Regions from separate parts of the Mus musculus genome. Here all the other regions are linked to region 1. Evidence: chromatin loops called from intact Hi-C (ENCODE). Cell type or tissue: gastrocnemius. All regions are shown on one strand. Region 1 overlaps Rad51b (RAD51 paralog B). Region 2 overlaps Gm46361 (a long non-coding RNA gene). Region 3 overlaps Rad51b (RAD51 paralog B).

Evidence for each region. Hi-C counts contacts between places; a loop is a spot of excess contacts. Peaks named below come from ENCODE experiments on the same cell type or tissue, not always from the same donor. Only the 100,000 strongest peaks of a DNase experiment are listed, where the experiment ranks them.
Region 2: it touches region 1 in a loop (2.9-fold over the local background); 5 of 42 quality-filtered maps call a loop at or near these places.
Region 3: it touches region 1 in a loop (5-fold over the local background); 5 of 42 quality-filtered maps call a loop at or near these places.

Annotation. Positions count from the first base shown.
Region 1 is chr12:79,608,488-79,616,487 of GRCm38, reverse strand. All of the region lies in intron 7 of Rad51b (RAD51 paralog B), which reads right to left. Among named protein-coding and RNA genes, the nearest start is that of Gm36048, 190 kb to the left of the region's middle. In gastrocnemius, a CTCF peak has its summit at 3,626; DNase peaks (open chromatin) are centred at 3,367, 3,559, 3,965, 5,275 and 1 more place; H3K27ac peaks cover 4,637 bases.
Region 2 is chr12:79,884,405-79,892,404 of GRCm38, reverse strand. All of the region lies in intron 1 of Gm46361 (a long non-coding RNA gene), which reads right to left. Among named protein-coding and RNA genes, the nearest start is that of Gm46362, 4.2 kb to the left of the region's middle. In gastrocnemius, a CTCF peak has its summit at 3,419 (motif pointing right); DNase peaks (open chromatin) are centred at 1,463, 4,131, 4,751 and 4,989; H3K4me3 peaks cover 556 bases; H3K27ac peaks cover 7,643 bases.
Region 3 is chr12:79,755,810-79,763,809 of GRCm38, reverse strand. All of the region lies in intron 8 of Rad51b (RAD51 paralog B), which reads right to left. Among named protein-coding and RNA genes, the nearest start is that of Gm36048, 39 kb to the left of the region's middle. In gastrocnemius, a CTCF peak has its summit at 4,557; no DNase peak of the experiment used is centred here; H3K4me3 peaks cover 815 bases; H3K27ac peaks cover 7,261 bases.

The DNA.
Region 1 (8,000 bases):
TGGCTGGTTTGGACAAGGATAACACACACACACACACACACACACACACACACACACACACACACACACACAAAACTAAACTGAAAAAAAAATCAGTTGGGGCAGTGGATAAGGATGTTGAACCTGTTAAGACATGGAGACAAGTGAATCAATTTGTGAGCCTCTAGGGACAAATGTGACATTTGCAAGGTACTGAAAAGAATGCAGCCCATGAAGGGCTGACTCTTTTCTGAAAATTGTTCCCTTTATTTGCTTTCTGAAACACAAGAGTCAAAGGGACAACTCCTCCACATTCCTTTAAAAGCTTTAACAGGTTTCAAGTTATTTACCAGCATCTAAAATAGCAAAAGGACTGGGCCTGGTCCCTTCTCCAGCTCCACTCCCGTCTAGGAAAACAAGTTTGACACTTTTACCTTATGCTTTTAAGAAGGAATTTTAAGAAGGCTCCTGAAGGTGCTTGGACTGAAGGGAGCACCATAGTAAGCGAGACCTTACAGGGATGGTAAGTCCAGAACAAAATGTGGTTTGGAGGAAAAAAGTTCCTTCTCCAAAAGTGTACAGAAGCCGAACTGCTCCTCCCGCCCCCAACCCTGGCTCTGTCAAATAAGAATCAAGGACTTGTCCATGACTCCTAACAGCAGGGACTTGACAACTGGTCAAAGTCAACTGTATTTGCCCGGCATTTCCCTTTCCTCTGGAAGGCTTTTTCCCCTAATTAATAGAAGTTATGAGTCTGTGCTAGAGAGCTCAATAAACTGACACTCAAGAGTAGTCATTGGCTTTTTTATGCTAAAAAAAAAAAATCAAGGCAAGCTGACCTCTAACAGCTCATGCCTACTCCAGTGAAGTGCTGGGATCCCAGGATGCAGTCCTGTGCTGGGGCAGCCATTGTGTTTCTCCCACATTACTTCCCCCTGCAAACGCCTCCAGACCCCCAGCTCTACTCTCTATTTTGTTCCCTCTTTCTCTTTCTCTTCTCTTCTCTTCTCTTCTCTTCTCTTCTCTTCTCTTCTCTTCTCTTCTCTTCTCTTCTCTTCTCTTTCCTCTCCTCTCCCTCTCCCTCTCCCTCTCCCTCTCCCTCTCCCTCTCCCTCTCCCTCTCCCTCTCCTCTCCCTCTCCCTCTCCCTCTCCTCTCCTCTCCTCTCCCCTCCCCTCCCCTCCCCTCCCCTCCCCTCCCCTCCCCTCTCCTCTCCTCTCCTCTCCCCTCCCTCCCCTCCCTCTTTCTTTCTTTCTTTCTTTCTTTCTTTCTTTCTTTCTTTCTTTCTTTCTTTCTTTCTTTCTTCCTTCCTTCCTTCCTTTCTTCCTTCCTTCCTTCCTTTCTTTCTTCCTTTTAACTGTTAGATCCCAATCCCTGAAGTCCCTGTCCTGAGCTGTCACTCAGAAGTAACTATGGGGCCTTCAGTGAATTAGTGCTGGTGTCCTAAGGCTGTGAACAGGCCTGGGCAACACTCAGAAGGCCTGTTCCTGGAGGACTCATGGGGTGGGAGGTAGGGAGCCTATTTTGAGTGTGTTTTTTCTTCCTGTGGAGAAAAATACTAAGGCCGCCATCACTGTGCTGTTCAGTGTGGAATTACAGAGGCCAAGAACTCTGTAGTATTTGAAAACATTTCATTAAAGGAACTGACTGAATTCTGGTTTGTTTCCCTGAAAATGTAAGCTATGGAGCAGACATTGTAGTAAGAAAACTACACCCCTTGACACAGAAGCAAATATAGAAACAAGCTGTGACTCATTTTCACCATCCCTCCAGTCCCAAGACTTTAAAGCATGATCCACAGAATGAAGCCCCCCCCCCCCCCGTAAAGACCCACTACACATTTACTGTGGTTCCAAGGGCAAAGGAAACCAATTAATTGGAAAAGTGTGAAGATAAAGACCTTCCAGGGGGAGGGAAGGGAGGTGGAATAAAAGAAAGGACCGACAAGAGCAAAAATATCATAAATTAATCATTCAAAATGGGTGCAAAATACTAGAGTGGGGCAAAGCCAAGCTGTTGTTTAGTCCCTGCCCAGGGCTAATCTACACAGCACTCTAGAAGGCTCAAGAGCAGCTATTAGAGGAAACAATAAAGAAGCCCCTCCCCCTGGAAATTTGATCTCTGCTTTGGAATTTTTATGACATTTCTTTCTTAGGGAAGGAGAAGGTCTCACCACCCTCTTCCAGCTTCAAAGCCTGCAATTAATATCCTTGGCCTGCTTTATGTACGTTGTTTGAGGTATTCTCAAAAGTCATATTGCTGAATTTAATGAAAGTCCATTAGGCAACTGAATCAGCAGAACACTTGGGCCTTCATCTACAGAACTATCCTGTAGACGAGTCACCTTGGTCACATTCACGAGGCCCTTCAGTGTCACCAACGCTGTATGTGCAAAATTAGGATTTTATCAGGACTCTTAGCTGAAAACCAAAAAATGCTTTGGGTTCCCCAGTTGGGAAATGGTAGGTCGTGATGTAAGAATATGTACAAAGTGATTTTGGTTCTTGTACAAAGACACTTGGTTCTTGGTATTACGCAACAAGTGAGTTCCTGAAAAGTTGCGACTTACACAGTCTATTTTTTTTTTTTTTTAATTCTCATCGATGGAGTCACTTACAATCCACATCAGGAACTCACTACTCACTGTTTAATGAAATCTGATTGTGGTTTCAGCTGTGAGGAAAGAATGCTTTGTAATTAAAACGAAATCTTTCTGTTTGATCAATTTTCTACATTCAGACTTGTTTTTTTTTTTTTTAACTGAAGTCTCAAGGTGGGTACTGTCAGGGTGCTATCCTCAGTTGGTACACAATGTTTTGTTTTAATGGTGTTTCTTCTTTCTTAGAAAAAAAAAAAAAATCCAAAGATCCAGAGAAGTATTTCTGTAACCGGAGTTCATGCTCTCTACAACATGAAAGGACACAACTTGTACTGGTGCTTTATTTAGCTTACTGTGGCCTGCGGCCTGTGGCCTGCGAGGCATCCAGGGTAGCAGACCCCAGTACACTATTAGGTAAGAAAACAAGAACAAAAACTGGAAGCCATGTCTCACCCACCTACGGCAGCTCTGCCAGTCTAGCTACACAGCAGAATCAAGATGGCGCCATGCCAGCAAAACAAAAATCTGCCTTCTGTTGTTGTTTGGTTTGTTTGCTTGTTTTTGTGATCTTCAGCGTATCTGAGTTAGTGGGGACAGTGAGTGATCGTAGGGTAATGGCTTACTATGATCTTCAGGCTCAGTCTGCTGTCCCTCTGAGAAATATCTAATGAACTCAAGGGAAGGTCTTACCTTCAGACACCCATGACCCAAATGACATGCCAAGGCAAGAGTGCCAGCACCACTGTGTGCTCCCATCACAATCTGCCCTTCGAGGCAGCTGCTGGCAGGCAGTGTCTGCCCTCTACTACCAGAATGCAATGGGGCAGAAAAATTAAACTGCAAGTGGGCTGAGGGAATAAAGGGAGAAGGAAACTTAAAGGCAGTATCTTGGAAGCATATGTTTCAGACTCACTGCGGGCAGTTCCCTGTCAAGCAGAGATCAGCCAGGTTGGTTAGCCTAATCTCCCCAAGCCACAGATGGTCTAGGCCTCCTCATTCCTGTCCCTGGGACCACAGCCAGTGGTGTGGCCACCCTGCCACCTAGCGTTCAGTGTGAAAACAAGCAGCACGTCTTGACAATGCATGCTGGGTTTCAAGAAGAGCCAGAAAAGGGAGCCAAGAACTTTGCTAAATTCCCTATCCCTTGTTCCCTTGTTTGTTTTTGTTTTAAATGAAGGTTATTCAACGCTGGCAGCCTAGTGAGACACTGCCAATAACCCCAGCAGCCCCTCACATCTGAAGGGGAAGCAAAGAGTACTGGGTCTGAAGTGAAGGCGCGGAGGAGAAGGCCCATTCCCTCCACATATGGTAAATGGTGTGGCTACGGCAGCACTGTCTCGGGCAGGGCAGGAAAAGTGTAGCCGTTGCAGGAGAAGATGAGGAAAAGGGACTGCTTTTTAAAACATCATTTTAGCAACACGCATGGTGGGGCAATGAGATAAGCCGTGGGCTTGGCCTGCACGCCTGGGCGTGAGCCCCGCTCAGCAGCTTCCTAGCAGTGTGGTTGGGTCACACACAGCTTCCAGCTTCAGTTCTGTTTCTGGAAAACAGCTGTACTTAGATGTGTCTTTCCTACTTCCACAAAACTGCCTTGAGGGTCTGCTCGAACAAAATGTATGCGGGGGCACTTTGAGCAAAAATTCTGTGGGCTAGAATTAGAACATAGGTTAAAATTAGAGTGTTCCAAATACATTTCTTTAAAATTATGCTTCATCCAGGATAACGAGCCCACCTTGACAAGCCACTTCAATGTCTTACATATTCACAATATTTTTTTTTCAAGACAGGGTTTCTCTGTGTAGCTCTGGCTGTCCTAGAACTTTCTCTGTAGGCCAGGCTGGCCTCAAACTCACAGAAATCTGCCTGCCTCTGCCTTTAATCTGCTGGGATTAAAGGTGTACCACCACTGCCTGGCCCACAAAATTTCTTAAAGCAACAGGACTGAATTCCCTTCTTCTGGACAGAGCTCACATTGTGATGACAAGCCAGGCATGAGGAGGCAGGGCTTTTCTTTGCTGTTCCTGAACTAACTTTCTGTGTAACTTCAAGCAAAGCCACTTCGCTGTCCTCAGTTGCAGTTTGTAAATACACAGATAAGTCAGCTGTAGACTGAACAGCCACCTCCTGCCACTTCTAAGATAAAAAGATGGCTTGCTTCTGATACCCACTCTTCCCCTTACACGAAACAGTCTTGAGGATCCAGTAGGATTTCTTTGGAAACTTAAGCTCATCACAAACCAATACAATGCAATTTTTCCAGAAAAATCCTAAAAGCTGTATGCTAGAAAAGACAGTCTTGGGAAGAAAAAGGTGGCCACTGAAGTATGAATGTGTTCGTATCCATATCAGAACATCCCAGGCTGCTCACAAATGGCTGTGGCCTGAAACAGCTCACCAAGCTACCCACCTGAGCTTCCACACTGACCACGAACGTCATTGCTTCCACATAGCTCTGAAAATACTGTCTGTTCTTTTTTTAGTAATGCTTTTAAACAATGTCAAGAAAAGAATTTTCCTTATCCAGATTTCTTCTCTGCCTACAAATGTCAACAGGACTTAGGAAGACAGTAATGAGAGCCCACTGACGTGAACTGCAGACAAGAGTCACACTGAAGCGCCATCAAGCCTGGAACATGACCATGACTGCCAGGGCAGGACGCGACTCACAGCCACCTCAGGCTCGTGAGCTTTTCCTCTATGGAGGGTGACCTGCTTTGAACATCTCAGCTTGTCCATCCTTTGGGAGAATGCCAGGAGTTAGCTTTGCCTGGTATCCCTGGGTGTCGTGTTGTGTACACTACACAAGCACACTGGTCCCAGAGGATCTAGCCCTCTCCTTTCTCCCCTCTGCTAGACCATCCACTTTCTAAGACAAACAGATTTTTCTCTAGTCTTTTCTAGAGGCCACGAAGACAGGGCTAGCCAAGGTTTGTGTCAATCTTCCTCCACTAGCCAAACAGCAGAAAGGCTCACTGGGATGCTACACTGCTTTAGCTCCATCAAGTCACTATCTGCCCAGGGAGGCGGGGCCCTTTGGGCGCTCCTGCAATAGAACCTTTTCCTGGAGGAAGTTCAGGGCTATACTTGCCCCAGACCAAATACACATGAAACTTTAAACTCTACAGAGCTTTTTAAAATGAGGGGCCTTGCCTCTCTGTGGCTTACAATAACACCGAAGGCTTGTTGTATCTCATTCATTTTGGCTGTTTTCCAGAGCAGCTGAGAAACTGAAAACAAGCCCACTGCTGCCCAGCCACTTCTCTTCTCACACAGCTCCTCCCTCCCCCATCCCTGTCACACAGGACTCTTCCTGACACACAGACAGGACGTCAGGTATATTCTGGGAAGAGTATACAGGTGAAAAATCACCTTGGCCTCAGTGCTCGGAGTTCAATACCAGTCTGGAACAGTCATCCTTTGCCCAAGTCAGACTGTGAAATTAGACTCCTATTCAACACCTGAGGCAAGAATTTGCCTTTTAGATATATGTATCTAAGATCATAAGTGTTCCTGGAGACATCTCTCCCTCCACTTCTATACTCCTTAGCATCTCCATCCTTTTGGATGACAGTAGAAAGCAAGATTTGTGGGGACCTTTGGTGGAAAGTTGATTTGGGAGTAGGGTTCATAATACCATGCACTTGGTAGAAATGAAATTGGCAGGCTCTGTGCAGGACTCCAGGGCCCCTATGCAAGGCACTATTGCTGTGTATTGATTACAGTTCTGATCAACCAGAGCTGCAGATTGATTGGCTTCAGTGTTTACATCAGCTCCAGGTTCCCACATGGGTGAAGAGAAACAGACATTCAGTGTTAAGAGCTACTATCTGGCTTGTTTGGTTTTGTGTTCAGTGCTGTGGGCTAAACATATGCTAAGCAACTGCTCTATCTCTAGCCCAGACTGCCACGACTGTCTGGGAAGTACTAAGTTTCTAGCTACCTTAGTTCGCTGGACTAGATGATGAATGGAAGACTGGGCCCAGCTGGCCTGGAGCGGGCAGAAGGGACGAGAACACAGGTCATCGGTTTACCTAGGTGCTTTTTTGCCTTAGTCTCAATAGACACATCCAGCCCTTTGCATGAGGGCGTTCTCTGACTCCTTCAGCCACAGAAAAGATCATGAGCCTTTCATAAGATACCCATTCATCTATCCCAATGTCCGGAGACTACTTTCTTTGTGCAGTATGCTGATTAATTGCCAAGGCAACACCTGTGCATCCCCTTTCCATATGGGAAGCATTCTAGGAAACCCATGTACAAGACTGTGCAGAGATCACCCACCCAGTGGCTTGGAATGCAGTGTGACCAAAGGCATTTCCAGAGACCTCACAGGGTACAATGGCCATGCATGGGTGGATTTACTGGCTGGATTAGACAAACCAACCGCAACCTTTCCATCTTTTGTTTAGAATCCTTCCAGTAGATTGGCCTTGTTACTAATATTGATGCCAAGACTAGCAATTGCTTACAACAAAGAATTGCTGTTAACCCCTACTCCCTGCTTCATTCACCCTAATTATTCCCTAACAATACAACGGCTTCAAAAAGCTTCCAACTGTCCAGCATACACTCTGGGCTGTAGGAATCACTGAACACAGCGGTCTGTCAAGAAAAGACAATACCAAGGCAGCTTCTGTTTGCAAATTTGTTCATCTCAGAGATAATAACAGGAAAAAGTTCAGCAGGGAGAAAGGAAGTCTTGCCCGGCAGATCTTCTGGTTGTTCACCCATTCTGTATCTGTTCCAAGTTCTTGGGTATATTCTTCACCACTCCCAAATACAGGAAAAAGGCTAGATTCTCTAGGAAACATATTTTCTACGTATTTGATGAATTCTCATTGTTATCTAAATCAGACTTCATTGATGATTCTGGTTGAGACCATTTCTGTTTTCTGAGGTTGGGTATCTTATTGTAAAGTAGAGAGAGAAGTAGGCACTGGACTAGCTCGTGGTAATGACGGCACTTTCCCTAATACTTCAGACAGACAAATGGAGCCCACCAACATATAGCTGTGCTTTGTTTGTTTTTAAATAGACAACAGATACCTTTGGGTTGACAGAGTAACTGAACAGAAAAGCAACAGATTAAAAGCAGGCCATCATGAAAGGAGACCTGTTTAGTGAAACTGAAGTTGAGACAATAATCCTGGAGGTTTCCAAATGGTGTGTGTGGAGGGACCTGTGGGATACAGAGTCAGCATGAAATCAAATGAGAGGGAGCTTCTGTTGATTACAAATCAACATGTAATTAGGCTGAGAGGCACCCATGGTGAGGAAACGCCAGAAGAAATCAAACAGTGCTGGTTTACAACAGGCATTGTGGTTGGCTCTGTGTTTAGGAAGAACAGACCAACACAGCAACCCAGGATTTCAGATACCCAGGGATAAAGGCGATTCATTATAGTCTGTCTGAGTCATGGAATA
Region 2 (8,000 bases), 280 kb before region 1:
TGCACAGAAGGCAGAACCCTCTGACTGTACAGGAGGGAGCACCCTATGACTCTTTACAGAAGGGAGCACCCTGTAACGGCACAGACTGGAGCACTAACTATGACATGAGAAGGGAATCGAGACCTCCTCCTTCACCCTCAGAAGAGTTCTGTTCTCTTCCTGTGTCAGGATGACCCCCTGCATCTGAATTCTCCTAGTCCTTTCCCTTTCCCCGTCCAAAACAGATGCTGGTGACAGCTGGGGAATGCATAGCAATAAAGAGTTATTGGACAATGGTCAGAGCCAGCCAAAGTGTGACTAGGCTGCCTTTTGGTGGCAAGTTGCCTGTCACCAGAGGCAACCAAACACGAGCCCAACACCTCTCAGCAGGGAGAACAGGAGGATTCCACCCAAGTTTCTCCAGGACTTAGGAGCAAAGACACAAAGACATACCTATTAGACCTTTTCTTTCTTCTAGATCCTTCTATTAAAATGTATCTGGCCCATAGATTACACCCTGGATATGAACTAATCATTTTTTAATAAGGACATGTGATTCATTGGTGTGAGGGTTTAGGTTCAGATAAATCTGTCTTCCCTTCCCTCAGTATTCATGGGTTCTTTTCTAATCAAGCCATGGTTCAAGAACCTTGAATTTAATACAGATTCTGAGGAAATGTCACAGGTGGCCAGGAACATCTCTGGTGGCACTTTGGAGGGATAACTTCTGGAGCTCAAAATTCCCAACTTCCCCAATTTCTAGAGCCCGAACAATTGGCCTCAGAGGTTTCCAGGAGATCTGAATTTTTAGACAACTTGGACATCCTGAAATCAAATGCAGATGAGGTCTTAAGAACTGGAAGAGGTCTCAGAGGGTAGCTAACAACTTTGAGAATTCCCAGAAGTCCCCCAGAAGTGACAGCTCCCAATCAGGGAGCTCAGGAGAGAAAAGACAGAAAAGGGAACAAGCTCAGAGGGGCCAGGGGCCTCAGGGTCTCCCTGTTACCTGTAGGATGCCCCCATCATGGCCCTGGTGGGAGGATGATCCTCATGTCTCAGGCCCTGTGCATTGTTTTGCCCCACCAGCACCCACTCCATGCTCATTATGGCCTGCACCTCTGGCTCCTCAGCTCCTCCTGAGCTGTTGGCCAACCTTGTACCTAGATCACCGCCCAGTCTCCTCTCTCTTCCCCTCTGTTGTGAACACAGGATGGGACCTGAGGAGGTCACAGCTCGGGCAAAGAGGGAGGGGCAGGACCAGCTCAAAGCTGCAGGGAGTAAATCAAACTGCTCTCTTCCTTGGGCTGTCTGACTGGCCTTGCAAGCCTTTCCAATCAGGGAGTCTAAAGTTACCATATTGACAGCATCTGCAGCCAAGCCCAGCTCTAAAGGAGATGAATAGCAGTGACGCAGGAGCCCAGTGGAGGTAAGTGGTTGGGCTGGGCTGGGGGGAGGAGAAGGGGGAGTCCCAGAGGAAAAGGACAATCTCAGCAGGGGTTCTGGGCACTAGAGAAGTGGGGGCAAGACGGGAAGCAGGCCAGCAGCCTCCTAGACCAAGAGAAGCAAGGAGGAGAGAGAAAAACGCGTCTGGCTTCAGAGAGTTCTTAAAAAGCTGTTCCAGGCTTTTTCTGTCTCCAGGAGGTTTCACTGAGCCTCCAAAGCAGGACCCCTAAAAGTTGAGTTTCCATGTGTACATAGTGGTGGGGTCTCCATTGGGTTTTGCTTTGGATTCGTTTAGTAAAGTGACTGCATCTTGTATGTCCCCTTCCTAAGTAGTCTTGACCAGCCCATGAAGAAATGGAAAAGGACTCCATTGATAATAATGGCCTGGAGGTCAGAGTGATTTAGCTGTGGACAATGAGACCAGGGAGGCCGAGGAGTGTTCGATGTCGGGGTGTCTCAATATGCTTTGCTCGGGCCTGGCCTGTTCTTTCTTAGGGAGGAAGGATACCTTGGAAAAGTACACAAGACAGATGACCCTGTCCCTCAGAGAGCATCAGCTAGAAGGGACCTATGTATTCCAAGGAGGAGGAAGACTAGAGGACCAGGCTGCGTCCCCTCCCTTCATGATTCACTACAGATACGTGCATTCCGAGCTCTGTGGAGTGAGTGGGTACCTAGCCCATCTAACTCTCCCCACTTGAGCTAAAGCGTCTTCACAGCGATAGGTTTTCTGTACCGTCTTCTCTATAAGTTTTCATGCCATTTTTCTGTCTACTTCAGCGACTACAGTAAATGCAGACATCATTGTGACAAGAAGGAAGGCAGATGGGGATATCCCTAGAGATGGTCTGGATGTGGCAGGGGTTTCTGAGGAAGGGGGCTAGCCTAAGGAGAGACCTAGATCAGCATTAACATGAGGACTAACCCCAGCATCTAAAACTCTGAAACCTGGACCCAGACCTCTATATATGGGCTGTTCACCTATCTAGTCCATGAGTGCTGTTCTTGGTAAGAGGTAGTAAGAGACAGGAGCTAATGGTGTGGTCAAGCTAAGGCCTTCCCTACATAGGTAGGACATTCAGCACTCATCCACATCTAGAAATGGTAGGTGACGTAAGTAAGTCCTGATGGACACAGCTCGCTTGTCTCATGGCCCAGTATCCCTAAGTGCTCCCCAGTAAGAGTAACCTGCTAAGAACTGGGCAGACTGCTTACCCAGAGTGACAGCTCCTATACCCACTGACCTTTGCCCTGACCTGTTGTCAACAGTAGCTGGAAGTCCTCCTTTTTCCTCCTCCTACCTCTTAGATCTCTCCCTCTGTCTCCTCCCCAGCGTCTTTTGCTGCTGCCGCATCAAATGGTGTCTTCTCTAGGTTTGGGCTTCTGTTTGCTCTTTCAGATATGTTTGTTCTGCTTGAGTGACCTTATTACTCTGCTGGCTTCACTTACCACCCATGCTCTACGATCTCAGGCCCAGCCATCTTCCTGAATTTCCCACATGTATTTCCAAATGCCTACAGGACACTTCGAGCTGGGCATTGTGTGGTTCTCTCCAATCACACATGTCTAAAGCATATTGGTTATCATGACCCTGCCTCCTATGACAATCGCCTCACATGTTCCTCCCCTGTCTCTTTTATGTCAGTTGACAAAATTGCTATCCCACAGATACCCAAATGGAAAACTTAAAACCACTCTTGATCTTCCCTCTCTCACTGACATCTGCCCTTTCCATCTGTGCCAACATCAACCTGAATGTGACACACACACACACACACACACACACACACACACACACACACACACACCGGCTATGGCAGATTCCCTCTGGGATCTGGCCACTCTTGGTTCTCTCTCTACTCTACAAATGGGAGACAACTGTTCAAACACAGTAGCTGTTTGTGCTAGTCTTTGTGTTCAGAACTGGTATGGGTGGGGTGTTTGGTGTTTTATCTGTGAACTGGATGTGTGCCTAGCTAGTGCTCACAGAAGCCAGAAGAGGGAGTTGGATTCCATGGAACTGGAGTTACAGGCCCATGTAAGCTACCTTGTGGGTACTAAGACTCAAACTCGAGTCATCTTGTAAAACAGACAGTGCTCTTAACCTCTGAGCCATCTCTCCAGCTCCACAGACAGTTTCATGACCTCAGACCCGCTCTAGAACCACGGATGACCTTTGAATTTCTGATTATCTTGCTTCTATCTCCACCCCAAACCCGGGGGTTATATGTGTGCTTGCACCACACATGGTTTCTGCCGAGCTGGGAATTCAACACAGGTCCTCATACGTGCTAGGCAAGCACTCTACCTACTAAGCCACATGAGCCCTTTCCTTGCAATCCTTTTTTATATTCCATATTCCACTTCATGTTGAACCCCAAGCCTATCTAAATAACAAATGGATAATTGATATTTTGGAAATCAATGTGGGGTCCTTAAAGGAGAATAAAGACCTTAGGGATGACCCCTTCTGTCCTCATGTTTACTCTGGTGGCTCCTCTTCTCAAATCTCCAGTGTTTCTCACACTGTTTCTGCCCCAGGTGTCTCCTGTCCAGATACATAGACAAGACACCAAGGGCAAGGGCATTCTGGTTCCATTCCAAGACAATGACTGGCACACAGTAGGGCCCTGAAACAGGCCAGCTGACTGTCAGGGGCATGAGGCAAGGGGAAGTGGCCGTTTGCTGCTACCATATCCAGTGGCCAAGCTGTTTGGATGGAAAAGGGCTTCACTGACAAGTGTGGAGCTGGACGCACACACCTCTTGCTCAAGAAAAACAGCTTTGTCCCCGTGTCTTGCCCTTTAAAATACCCCATGTACAGCCAAAGAAGAGAACCAAGAGCCAGACACATGCCCGTGGGATCTGATGGTCAATGGTCTGCTCTTATCATCCTGAGCAGAAAGTCAGCGGGCTAGAGCCAGTCCTAAGACTTGGCTTCTCCTTTCAAATGATCTGTGCAGACCCAATTCTATTTCTATCCCAACAACAAGGTATTTATTTCTTTTTCAAGGATCTCAAGTGAAGCCTAGCTTCTCAGTTGTTCCCACATCCCGTTCCTGGAATTCCCTAATTTCTATTCCCTGAGACAAGAATAATTGAATACAGGGCTTTGTTGGTCTTTGGCAAAGCACTTAGAATCGCTGCTGGCTTTGGCAGGATGGGGGCAAGGTGGACAGGTAACCAACCGTAAGAAATTCCAATAAAAATTCTGAGTAAAGGTACGCTTCAAATTAAGAGTTAGATTTTGTGTGTATGAGAGAGAGTTGTTTCAGGCTAGGTGCCTGCTCTCGGAACGTTCTGGGCATGTGCCAGTGTGCTTGGCGTCCCCTGTCATTGTTGACTCTTGCAAATTTCACACATGCTCACCTCATCTTCCTTTCTTTTTACAATCTCCCCAGAAAGCACCCCACCTCTGACCTGAGCATTTCATTAGTCCTCCCTCCTTAGAGGCCATTTGGGATTTTTCTTGACAGTCGTTTTATTCACTCTGGCTCAGACCTGCCAGCCCAGCTTTTCTCAGCCAAGCCTCCAAAGGAAACATGATCTGCTTGCTGCGTCAGATCACTTGGAAATAGATACGACTGGCTTGGAGTCACTCCACGCAGGGCTGTAAAATTGCTCTCCTCCTTCTAAGTGGGTTGGGTCAAGCCCAAGCTGAGGCAAGAGGTTTCCAAGGAACACGGAGCACAGGCTGTAGTAAGTGGCAGTGATGGAGACAGTGGCTCGCTCACTTTGGAGTCAGTATTAACCTTCCATTGTGAAGGGTGACCTTCATGGTCAAGCACAAGCAAGACACTGGGGTCTTTGCTGGGGTGCCTGAATCATTTTACAAGGGTGATGAGGATTCAGGCTTGCTGTGAATCTCTTCATTCAAGCCAAGTTCTAGTGTAAAGTTTTGCTATTTCCAAGAAGGTTAGTCGATTTGATTTCAAGATGTATGTGTCTTGTGCAAAGTTTGTTAAGGTATCTACTCTTCTATTGGGCCACACTAACAAATACCATCAAAGTTCTGATACTCTTTCCAAGGTTTCCTTGGAATTCCAAATAGGATTAAAATACTGCTTGGCTCCTCTTTTCTTGTTCATTTTAAATTGTATTTTATATGTCTGGATGGTTTGCCTGCATGTATGTACACCATGTACACAGAATAAGAAGGCCAGAAGACAGCATTGGATGCCCCCAGGAACTAGAATTATAGGCGTTGTGAGCCATGATGTAGGTGCTGGAACTTAAATCCAGCCCTCTGGAAGAACAACAAGTTCTCTTAACTGAAGAGCCGTTTCCAGCCCCTGGCTTCCTTTCTCACTGCTGTTTCATTCTGATGCCTGGGAGTCAGCCTGGTCTAATGAGTAGGGCTCTTAGGTGGGAGTCCCAGGTCTCAGCAATGCCAATCAAAGCAAGTCCTTTAATGTGCGTCAATTGCCTCATCTATGAAATGTGATTTGTGCTAAGTGCTTTGACCATCACAGAGCACTGTATAAAGACAGGGAAGGGTTGCTCTCAGCTGTAGCTATGGGATTGAAAACAAGGTTTTCTGGGGGTTTTATGGAAGCTGTGAGTTAAAACATGACAGGCAGACAAACATGACAGGCCAGAAGGCAGGACGATGACTATCCCATTAGAAACACGCTGCAAACTCTCTAAGCTCATCTGTCAGGATTTTCATATAACCTTTCATTTTAAACAATAGAATTAAGTTACTAAATCTCATGCCTGGTAAAATAATTTGCCCCTGCCCCCTTTTTTTCCTGCCAGGGACACAGAAACAATTCTCGTTGCTTAATTATTTTCTGGAATGATAAGGCACTCACTGACAGATCGAAGAAATGATTCCATCTGAGTCTATCCTGGTAAAGCAAGGTATTGGGGTTACAAGAGCACATGAAGTGGCCTCCATGCAAAGGGGAGGACTTTAAGTAGGGATGTAAAGTGGGAGGCATGCGAAGCGGGGAATTGGGAGCAGAGGAAAGGGGTAGACAGAATCTCTGGGATTGGTCTGGTTATCTGTCCCTTCTCCTAGTGAATCTTTAACGGCCTCATTCCTGTTTCTATAGACCTTGCTACCATTATATCTGCTCTGAAATGTGTGACAGTCTCGCCAAGGCCTGAGGAAGCTGTTTCTCTGCGGCTGTTTTGGTATTCAACCACTTGCCTTTGCCAAACAGCTTCTCAGTCCTAGAGATCTGGGGAGATCTAAGAGCAAAAGTCCTTAACTTCAAGACCAGCCCCTCGGGAGGTCTGAGCTTATAAATAGCTAACCATGGAGAAGGAGGCAGAGGGGAGCAGAAGAGTCACAATGGAGCAGTGGTTGGCAGAATGTGGTCCTAGGGCCAAACCCAGCTCCTGTTCTACTTCTGTAATGTGAGTTTGATTAGAACCAAGCTCATTTGTCTGCATGCTGGCAATGGCTGTTTTTGTACTACAGTGGCAGAACTGAGTAGCCGTGACAGAGACAGTGAGTGTCATGACTCAACTTGATTGCCAGGTTGGCTGAAAGGGCTTAAGAAATTAGTAAAGGGAACTTCAGGGTACTTCCCTCTGCAAGGATGATCCAGAGAACAGTAGATAAGGAGACAGACTTGCTATGACTGTGGTGACGCCATCTCAGCTGGGTGGATGCTCACACAGAATTAAAATAGGAAAAGACTCAGGAGGCAGAATTAAGAACATTATCTTGGGTTTGAGGCCAGTCTACTCTGCACTGTGAGTTCCAGCCAGGGAATCATAACAAGATCCTGTCTCAATAAAAACAAAACCAGGGTCTGTCACCGTGACTTACACTCTAATCCCAGCCATTGGGAGGCAGAGGCAGGAGGATCTCTGCAAGTTCTAGGTCAGCCTGATCTAGACAGTGAGTTCTAGGTCAGCTAAACAAGACCCTGTTTCAAAAAAACAAAGCAAAATAAAACAAAATAAAAGACAAATGTGAGATAGGGGCAGGGAAGGTAACCCTGTCTCAGCTTCCTGGCTGCCTTGAGGCAAGCTGCTATTCATTGTCCTGCCTTCTATGCCAGGATGGATTGAAACTCTGAAAACTATGAACAAAATAAATGTCTCCTCCCTTAAATTGTCCGGGTCATGATTTTGTCACAGTAACATGAAGTCTGACTAACACAGACAGCCTGACTCTCAAAGCTTAAAATATTTGCTTTCTCATCTTTTAAAGAACACATTTGTTGAGCTCTGACTTAAGGGAAACAAGTCTTACAAAAGTTTAATTTGGATTAAAGTAGGACCAGGAGAAACACAGCCCAGTTTACTGGAATAGTGAACACAAAGAGACAGAGGCAGTAGAGGATCTTTTATAATAAGACAAGCAATGAGCTGTCTTCTTATCTGTGGACATGGCTGAAATGTTGGTGGCCGTAGTGATGTTCAACCTCTTTGTGACTTCAAGATCTATAAGAGGTATCTCAAGACATTTTCTTCCATTCACAAGACTATATGAGGTCAAGACAGAAGCAGGGTTTTCAACCCATGCCCTTCCAAAAGGATGGTGAAGTTCAGGTTGCACATTCCAAGAGTCAACAGGTTAGCAAAATAACTCGGGTTCCCAGAAAGCAATACAACATCTA
Region 3 (8,000 bases), 150 kb before region 1:
GTTTTAACAGCATATTTACATTCTTAATTCTACCTTAAGCTAAAATTAATAGGTTTGCATTTTTTCAAGCTAACTGTAGCAGCCAGCTGTTTATACATCTCCTAAGTGAGCGGATTAAGTGAAGCTGTGCTTCACAGTTTGCCAAGAAAAGGCTACATGTGAACAATTAGGAGTTACTAATTGGTTAAGAACTTACAACTTTTTTTTTTTTTTGGTGGTGATAAAACTGGTGGAGTGTCCTAGTTCTAAAGGAAGGCAAAGGATGGTTCTAGAGATCAGAGACACGTTCAGGGCATGGGTGACTGTTTTAAACATTTCATAAAAGTAAATAAACAAGCAAATGGTTATAAAACCAACAAAAATAAAGCAAAATGAAAAACTCTATACCACGAGGCCCACGGGAGCGGGATGGAGGGGTGGCAGACACTTGGCTGTTCTTTGGTCAGATATATTTGGGATCTAATCAAGGGCTGCAAGGGCAAATGACAGAGAAAAGCTTCCAGGGAAAACTCTGAGTGAGTGACCTTGAGGAGACGTGTTCCAGACACACTTGCAAGCATCAGGCCAGTGTAAGAATAACCCCAGCAAGGCCTTTAAAGTTACTAATGATGAAGACAATGCTTCCAATTTTACTATATACTAGGCACTATGTAAACCCCTCAAATAGAGGCACCTTACATTGTTTGAATTTCATATCTCAGTACACATTTTTTGAGCCTATGAGATAGCAACACTATCAGTTCTACTGACAGACTTAAGCTATGAGAGATGAAGGCAGTTCCTTAAAGTCACGTAGATTGATTAACGGCAGAGCTAGGTTTCAAAACTAGGCTGCTAACCCCTACTTCGATTAGCCTTCTCTGGGCTCATCAGGTCTTGAAGATCAAATATCTTGTTATTCTCCTGTGCACAGGGGCTGAGAAGGGTCTTGGATTGCCCAAAGGCCCATTTCAGGAACGGTCCTGACAAGTTATCTTATCACTCCTATGAAAATGCTTGTCACTCAGACTCCACAGTCAGCTTCCTTTGTTCTGATGTTCAGTGATAACACAGGGCAAGAGGTCTCAACGAAGGCAGCACATGCATGCCCTGGCTTGGCAAGTTATTTAACTTTGCTCAACTGGCCTAGCAGCTGCATTCACACAAGTCAGGTGGCCTACAGCTGACCTTTAAGCTAGAGGCTTAAACTCAGGTTAGGAGAGGAAAGATAGGTCACTTCACGCAGCTTCAAACACAAGAGAAGAACTGGAGGTGGCTCTGGTGGTAGATGACTTGAGAGGGGTCAACAGGGAGGCTGTCAGTTACTATACATTCATGGTCTTGTTTCCTACAGGAGAACTTAGTGGTCCTTTCTGTCTTTGCAGTTTCTAGCATTCCCATGAGAGGGCTGGAATAAGTGCTCACTAATGCTGTTTATGCAAAATTCAAAGCAGGGAGAGTCTGCTTACTGACTCTTTATAAAAGGTGATTTCCTGCCCAGTGACCTCATTGGTTAGGAAACTGATAAGTAGGTCTTCTCTGTGTTCATTTTCAGCGGAAGTTCTGAAAACTGGGGCACTCTCCCTTCCTCCCATTTTTGAACAACTGTGATATTTAGACCTGCCAAGGCTGTATGACTTCATTGTCTGGCATTTGGTGGATTCCGATACAAATAAAAAAATAAGTCAAAGACATGAACTGGGACTTGAAAATATTTTCATGATTGGGTTGTTTTTTTCCTTTTTTTTTTTCCCCATCCTCACAGGCTAGAGTCTGCAAGGTCCCCAGAACAGCCTAGTTCATTCACACTGAAGTGAGGCTCTCTCAAAAGACTGTGGGAATCCTTATGCCCCACTCTGTCAGAGACTTGGCTAGGTGAGTTAAAGCTTGCTAGTCTCCTTCTGTGATTGCTTACCCATCTGTAAAATTCGAATAATAATTCTTGCCTCCAGGCAACCAAAGGTTCTTGGTGACCCTAGATGGAGATACTTGATATGGCTAAGGATAAATAGCAGGAACAAAGATACAAACACAGAAGATGAAAGGTGAGGGGGAAAAGATGTTTAATCGCAGCTCTCTCCCTTTCTTTCTTTCTTCCTTCCTTCCTTCCTTCCTTCCTTCCTTCCTTCCTTCCTTCCTTCCTTCCTTCCTTCCTTCCTTTCTTTCTTTCTTTCTTTCTTTCTTTCTTTCTTTTCCATTCTAATCGTTATCAGAGATAGCAAAGCTTAGGAATGACTCGGTGAGGATCTGGACGGAGCTTCTAAAACTTCTCCCAGAACTGCTATCTTTTGGAGCCAGTTCCCAGCCTCTGGTGGGAGTTGGATAGGAAAACACATTTCTCCCATGGTCTCTCTGCTCTGTACACACAGGATGTAGATCTCATGATTTCAGGGCTAGAGGAGGATAGCCAAGTTGTTAGGGAGCCTGGTTTCTAGAAGGTGATGGGCAGCTGGTACCACTCTGTGTCAGTCAGTATTTAGGAAGGGCCTGTGTGTTTATGTGTGTGTGTGTGTGTGTGTGTGTGTGCTGTAATGAAAAAGTTTCTTTTCTGAAAACATTTAAATTTATGACTTCTCTGCCAAACATTTCTGAGAGGTTAGACTGTTGCTAGTGAATAGCAGAAGCATGTTTGCTCTGTGGCAGAGGACTCAATTTTAAGTGAATAGACTTATGCATGTTTAAAAATAAGTGGAAAACCCCCACCCCCAAAACAAACAAACAAAAAACAACCCCCTAAAACCAAACTAACAAAGTGGTGACTTCCAGAATAGGAACGGAAGGGAAGGGGAAGGGCTTAAAGGAGTGAATGTTTGGAATACTTGGTTCTTCTTGTCCAGTTGGGTAAAAAGTAAGTTCCTGGGATAAGAAGTAGGAAGTTACAAACGACAATACTCAGGGTTTTCAGGACTGAAATGAGTGTAGGGAAGGATGGTGGGTTACCATGGGAACTTTTTATGGCAGGCCTGATGGTCTGGCCTGTGGTTCTACTCCTGGTTTAGCTGCAGGCTTTCAACAGGAACACTTGGGAGAAGGAGCAGCCATAACAAAGCACCCAGGAGTGAGCCACAGGGCTGACTTTCCCCAATCCTCAGTAGCTTCACCCATGGTCAGAAGGAGTTGTTCAAAGTGACTTCAAATGTCCTTGGGTATACTTACAAACAAAAACAAAGACAAAACAAAACAAAACCCAAAACCAATAAACAATAAACAAACAAAAAAAAATCCAGAGTCTATGATATTTTGACAGCAAAAAAATTGGCTTCTTATTTGGGACCTTGTCTTTTCTAGGAAGCCTGAGTGCACAGTGCTTCCATACTGCCTTTAACTGCCAGGCCCTGCTCAGCAACCATGTATACATACCTAAAGACAGTGCAAGTGTGCGGCCCCTTTGCCGACAACAGGTTTCTCCCCAGACCAGGCCTTTTTCTTTGTCTGTTCTACCTACTACAACCCACGAGGACCAACTTCTAGCAAACACAATTCCCAATCAACAAAGCTTTTAAACTCCAGAGTCTGAGTGGTTGACTGGGACCAGATGGGGATCACCATCCATTTGATTCCAATTCTCCTGTACCAGACCAGGCCAGGGAGCCACTGACCTGTGGCAGACATTTTCCATGGGCTCACCCATTTGATCTAGGGAAATGCGCGGAGAATCTGGGTTACCCCAGTAGAAAGATGAAGTAGGGGAAACATTCAGATCCCCCCCCCCCCCAGCTTTCCACATAGTCAACACTGCCTAGCTGGGTCTCAAGAATCTTCACTGTGTCTGATGTAGAAAGACAGCCGCAGTTGAAGATGAACGGGACACTGCCCGGAACAGGAGTTTTAAAAAACGAAGATTCAAGGTGACCTTCGAGTTCCATGGAGCCACAGGGCCAACATATCAAACAGAGAGATTGGGAAGGCTCAAACATCTATTCTCCAACACAATTTCCTTGGGGGGCTTGCAGTTCGCTAACTGAACCTGTGAACCAGCTGTATTTAGTGTGCTCTCTGCTTCCTTGGGTCTCTAGAACTGACAATCGTCTGTAGGTCAAGTTCCAACGGAAGTGACATTTCTGACCTAGCTCTATAAATAGAGTACTGGAAAAACACCATCAGCTGTACAGACTGGCCCAGGAACCACACGCTAACTATTAAGCAACCATACTGGACTGCCATTTTAGATGAGAAAGAAATAGCTTATGTTATTTATAACCTTCTGAGTTACAAGATTCTCAAAATACTTGGAAGCTATTAGTCTTTCAGATTTACAAGGAAAGGATCTGAGGCATAAAGCCATGTAACAACTGTCTCACCCAATACCATCTGCTCACAGCCCAGTGACCTGCTAGCGGACCAGGCCACTTTGCTTAGGTCATGGAGAAATTGTCGTCTCTGGGCTCTCTCAGCTAGAAGAGAAGGGGGATGGATTGCTGTCCAGTGTTTGCTCATATCACATGCTCAGCCCGACTCAAGCCCCAGTAACACTCATTCCTGGGGAGACTGAGCAAAGGGAAGCAGAAGCCATCTGCTATGGTAGAGTAATCAGCACCTTTGGAATGCAAGATTTAGAGGTGGATTAACCTCCCCTAGCAGCAGGTGGAGCAGAGGCGGGGTGAGCTCACCACTAGGATAAAGCCTGGTATGCACCAGCACAAATCATTCAAACAGCCCCGCTGATTTTTGTATGGGGAGAGAATACTTAGACTTTCCCAGAGTCTTGGAATGGTCGTGTAAGTTATTATCCAGTCGGGATACTTGTGAGATAGAGATGGGCTCATTTGAGTCATAAGGGGACAGCAGCGATGACTTGGGACTGTCCTGGGTGAATGCAGGTGTCATCTAAGAGGGTTACCATGGAGAAACTGTCTGGAATCAGGGTGAGGAGGCTCCCTCTTAGAAAAGGTCAATCTGAACACTGTCCCATTTGGCAACCAAACTATCCCAACTATGTAGGGCTTCTTCTGGGCTGTGCTTGCAGTGACATGCGTCAATATCTTTAAATATAGCTAAGGAAAAAAAAATAGCAGGAATAGTCCCAGTGTCTGAGTAGAAAGAAGCAATCTCCTCTCATGGGTTCAGCTGGCAACACCACCCAGGAGATCACTGGAGCCCCTGAGCCAGGAGTACTGCTTTCTCCCTGGTACTTTCTATTGGAGGGGGACAGTCCTGAAGGATGACCTGAAACTAAGTCTCTCAACCTGTGAGAAGAAGTTGTGTGTGCAGGTGTGCATATCCATGCAGTGTGTGGGTGAGCCAGAGGGTGACATTAGGTGTCCTGCTTTTCCACAGAGGCTGGAATTTTACATTGAATCTGGAGTTAAGCTGTGAGCCCTAGGGACCCACTGTAGTGCCATGTTACAGGCAGGTGTGGCCATGCCTGGGTTTTTATGTGGATGGTGGAGATCTGAATTCAGGCCCTCATGCCTGCACAGCAAGTGTTCTTATCTGCTGAACCATCTTTCCAGCCCTGAGGAGAATCTCTAATTAATAATGAATTCCCTTATTAGAGTGAATTCATGCACACGAATGGGAATGGAAATACACACACACACACACACACACACATACTAGCAAAAAAAAAAAAAAAAAAAAAAAGCAAAAACTGAACTATTTAAAGAAACCTGAAGCACATTAAAAAAAAAAATCCATGCTCATTTAAAATAAGCCAGGATGTTTACATGAGATGTCCCTTGTCCCCAGATGTATTTCTATCCTCTTGCTATGGATTTTTCACATTGCACTTAACAGCTGTCCTGGTCTGAATTTTGTTTTCCTGCTCTCATCATGGTATCTGAGGCGGCCGGAGGATGCCAGAGTTGCAGTCTCAGTAAATCTGTATTATGCATGGTCATCATCTTAGGTTTTGGCCATCTGATGTTTGTTTCGGGAAACACGGGCTAATGGAGAAGGAACACAGCTGTCTAGTCTGACATCAGGTTGGTTGGAACCCTGACTGCTGGGGTGAGAGAAATTCCTCAGACATGGACATCCAGACAACTGCCTTTGAAGAGAGCTGGAAAAGGTTAAAAAAAAAAAAGGCATATCCTTTATCAGTTACTCTTCCTAGGAAGACTTAAGACGCAGGAAATATATAGAAGCTGTACATGTTTCAGGCCTTAGTTTGGATAATGAGAGAGCCATGTGATAACCCACTCAGCTGAAAAGCAAGGGGACTCTCTGACAGCTATGCTTTGACTTTGGGAACTCAGCTCACAAAGAAATGGAAATCCCAGGTCTGGTAGCCAGTCCCTTCACGTTTAGTTGAAACCTACTACGTTTAGTTTAGACCTACGTGAGCAGTTCCTACTTCATACCTGCATCAGCTCACTGGCTCTGCAAGAGGCAAGGCCAAGAGGCAAAAGAGAGAGAGAGAGAGAGAGAGAGAGAGGATTTATCAGGAAGTATGTTCTTGAAGAAAAATGTTTCTGTGAAACCAGTGACCAAAAGATCTTCAGCGACACTTCAGCTAAACACAGTGTCTAATCCTGGACTGAACTCTAGAAGGCCTGCCACAGCAACATTACTGGGACACCTGGCAAAGCTTAAATATTGCCCTTATATTACATTACAGTGTTGTATCAATATTAATTTCCTGGGTGAAAGAATAAATGTAGTATGGCTGGCTGTATAAGAGAAATTGTTGTTCTTGGGAGACAAATGAAAGTCTCAGGGGATGGAAGACTATGACATCTACAACGTGCTGTTAAATGGTGCCACAAAGACAGTAACAACGTCATGATATCACAAACTAGGTGGATAATGACAGTAAGCCAGAAGCAGGTGAGGCAGAATGTCAACAGCTAGGAGATGACACACAAGCTCACTGTAGTTTTCTTAGAATGTCCTGTGTAAAAATGTAAGTTAATTGTGAGAGATGGACTGGGCCACTCACAATAGCAGGACATGGGGTTGGGTCAAATGTTTCTCACATCAGAATCACCTGATTAACCCTTTAAGGTGTTGAATATGGAGTTCCAGGATTCAAACCCCAAATCTAAGACACCAGAACTTCTACTGGCACTGTCGTCCCCCCGCCTTCACCCCCAGCCCCCTAGCACAAACACGTAGCAGGAGTTTGCATTTCTGTTTGCAATGGCCCAGGTGCGTTTGCATTGGGAAATCTTCAGTGTCTTGTGACACAGGCTCTGTATCCTTTTCATCTTGGAGACACAGCTCTGCAGAATGCCCTTTGGCCCAGTGTTTAAAAATGTTGTCTGCTGACTTTATCCTCGTCCTAGCTCCCAAGGGGAAGAGAGATGTGAGTGCTTTTTCAGAGTGGCCATAACTCATCTGTCTGGAGCTGCTGTCAGAGGCGCCACCCAAAACATCCAGAGAGGGTGGAGGAGGGACAGCTGACAGTTTGTGGCATAAAACAGGTCAGGGCTAGAATGGGCCAGGTCCGTCATTTAGGGACTCTCATTAAGGCGCCTTCCTCTGTTATGCTCCTTGGCCTGAAGTTCTTCAAGGCACTAAAGTGGTTCAGCATCCAAGAGGTCCAGCTCTTGCTGTCACTGACTAAGGAACACTCAGGGAGTCAGGATAAGTAAAAGGGACAGGAGACAGACATCCTCAGGTGTCTCTAACTCTGGGGTTGTACGTATAGCTGATAAATGAAGAGATGGAGGGAGGGAATGAGGGAGGGAAAGATGGAGGGAGGGAATGAGGGAGGGAATGAGGGAGAAAGGGAGAGGGAGAGGGAGAGGGAGAAAGGGAGAGGGAGAGGAAGAAGGAGAGGGAGAGGGAGAGGGAGAGGGAGAGGGAGAGGGAGAGGGAGAGGGAGAGACTTAGCCACTGTAGCCCACCTTGCTGCAGCCATTGTTGAGGCCTGAGTTCAGGCCTCTCTGCTGGCCCAGCTGCCTTCCTTCTGGCATCTAAGAGCAAGCAAACAGCGGTGGAGAATGCTTTTAATTATCACCTAGCATGAATGTGAGGATTTATTGTTATGCTTTCCTCCCACCCATCTCAATTGCCCCTCTGGGAAGCAGAATGACTGATAGGAATCAGTATACACTCTTGTATGGAGAGAATGGAAT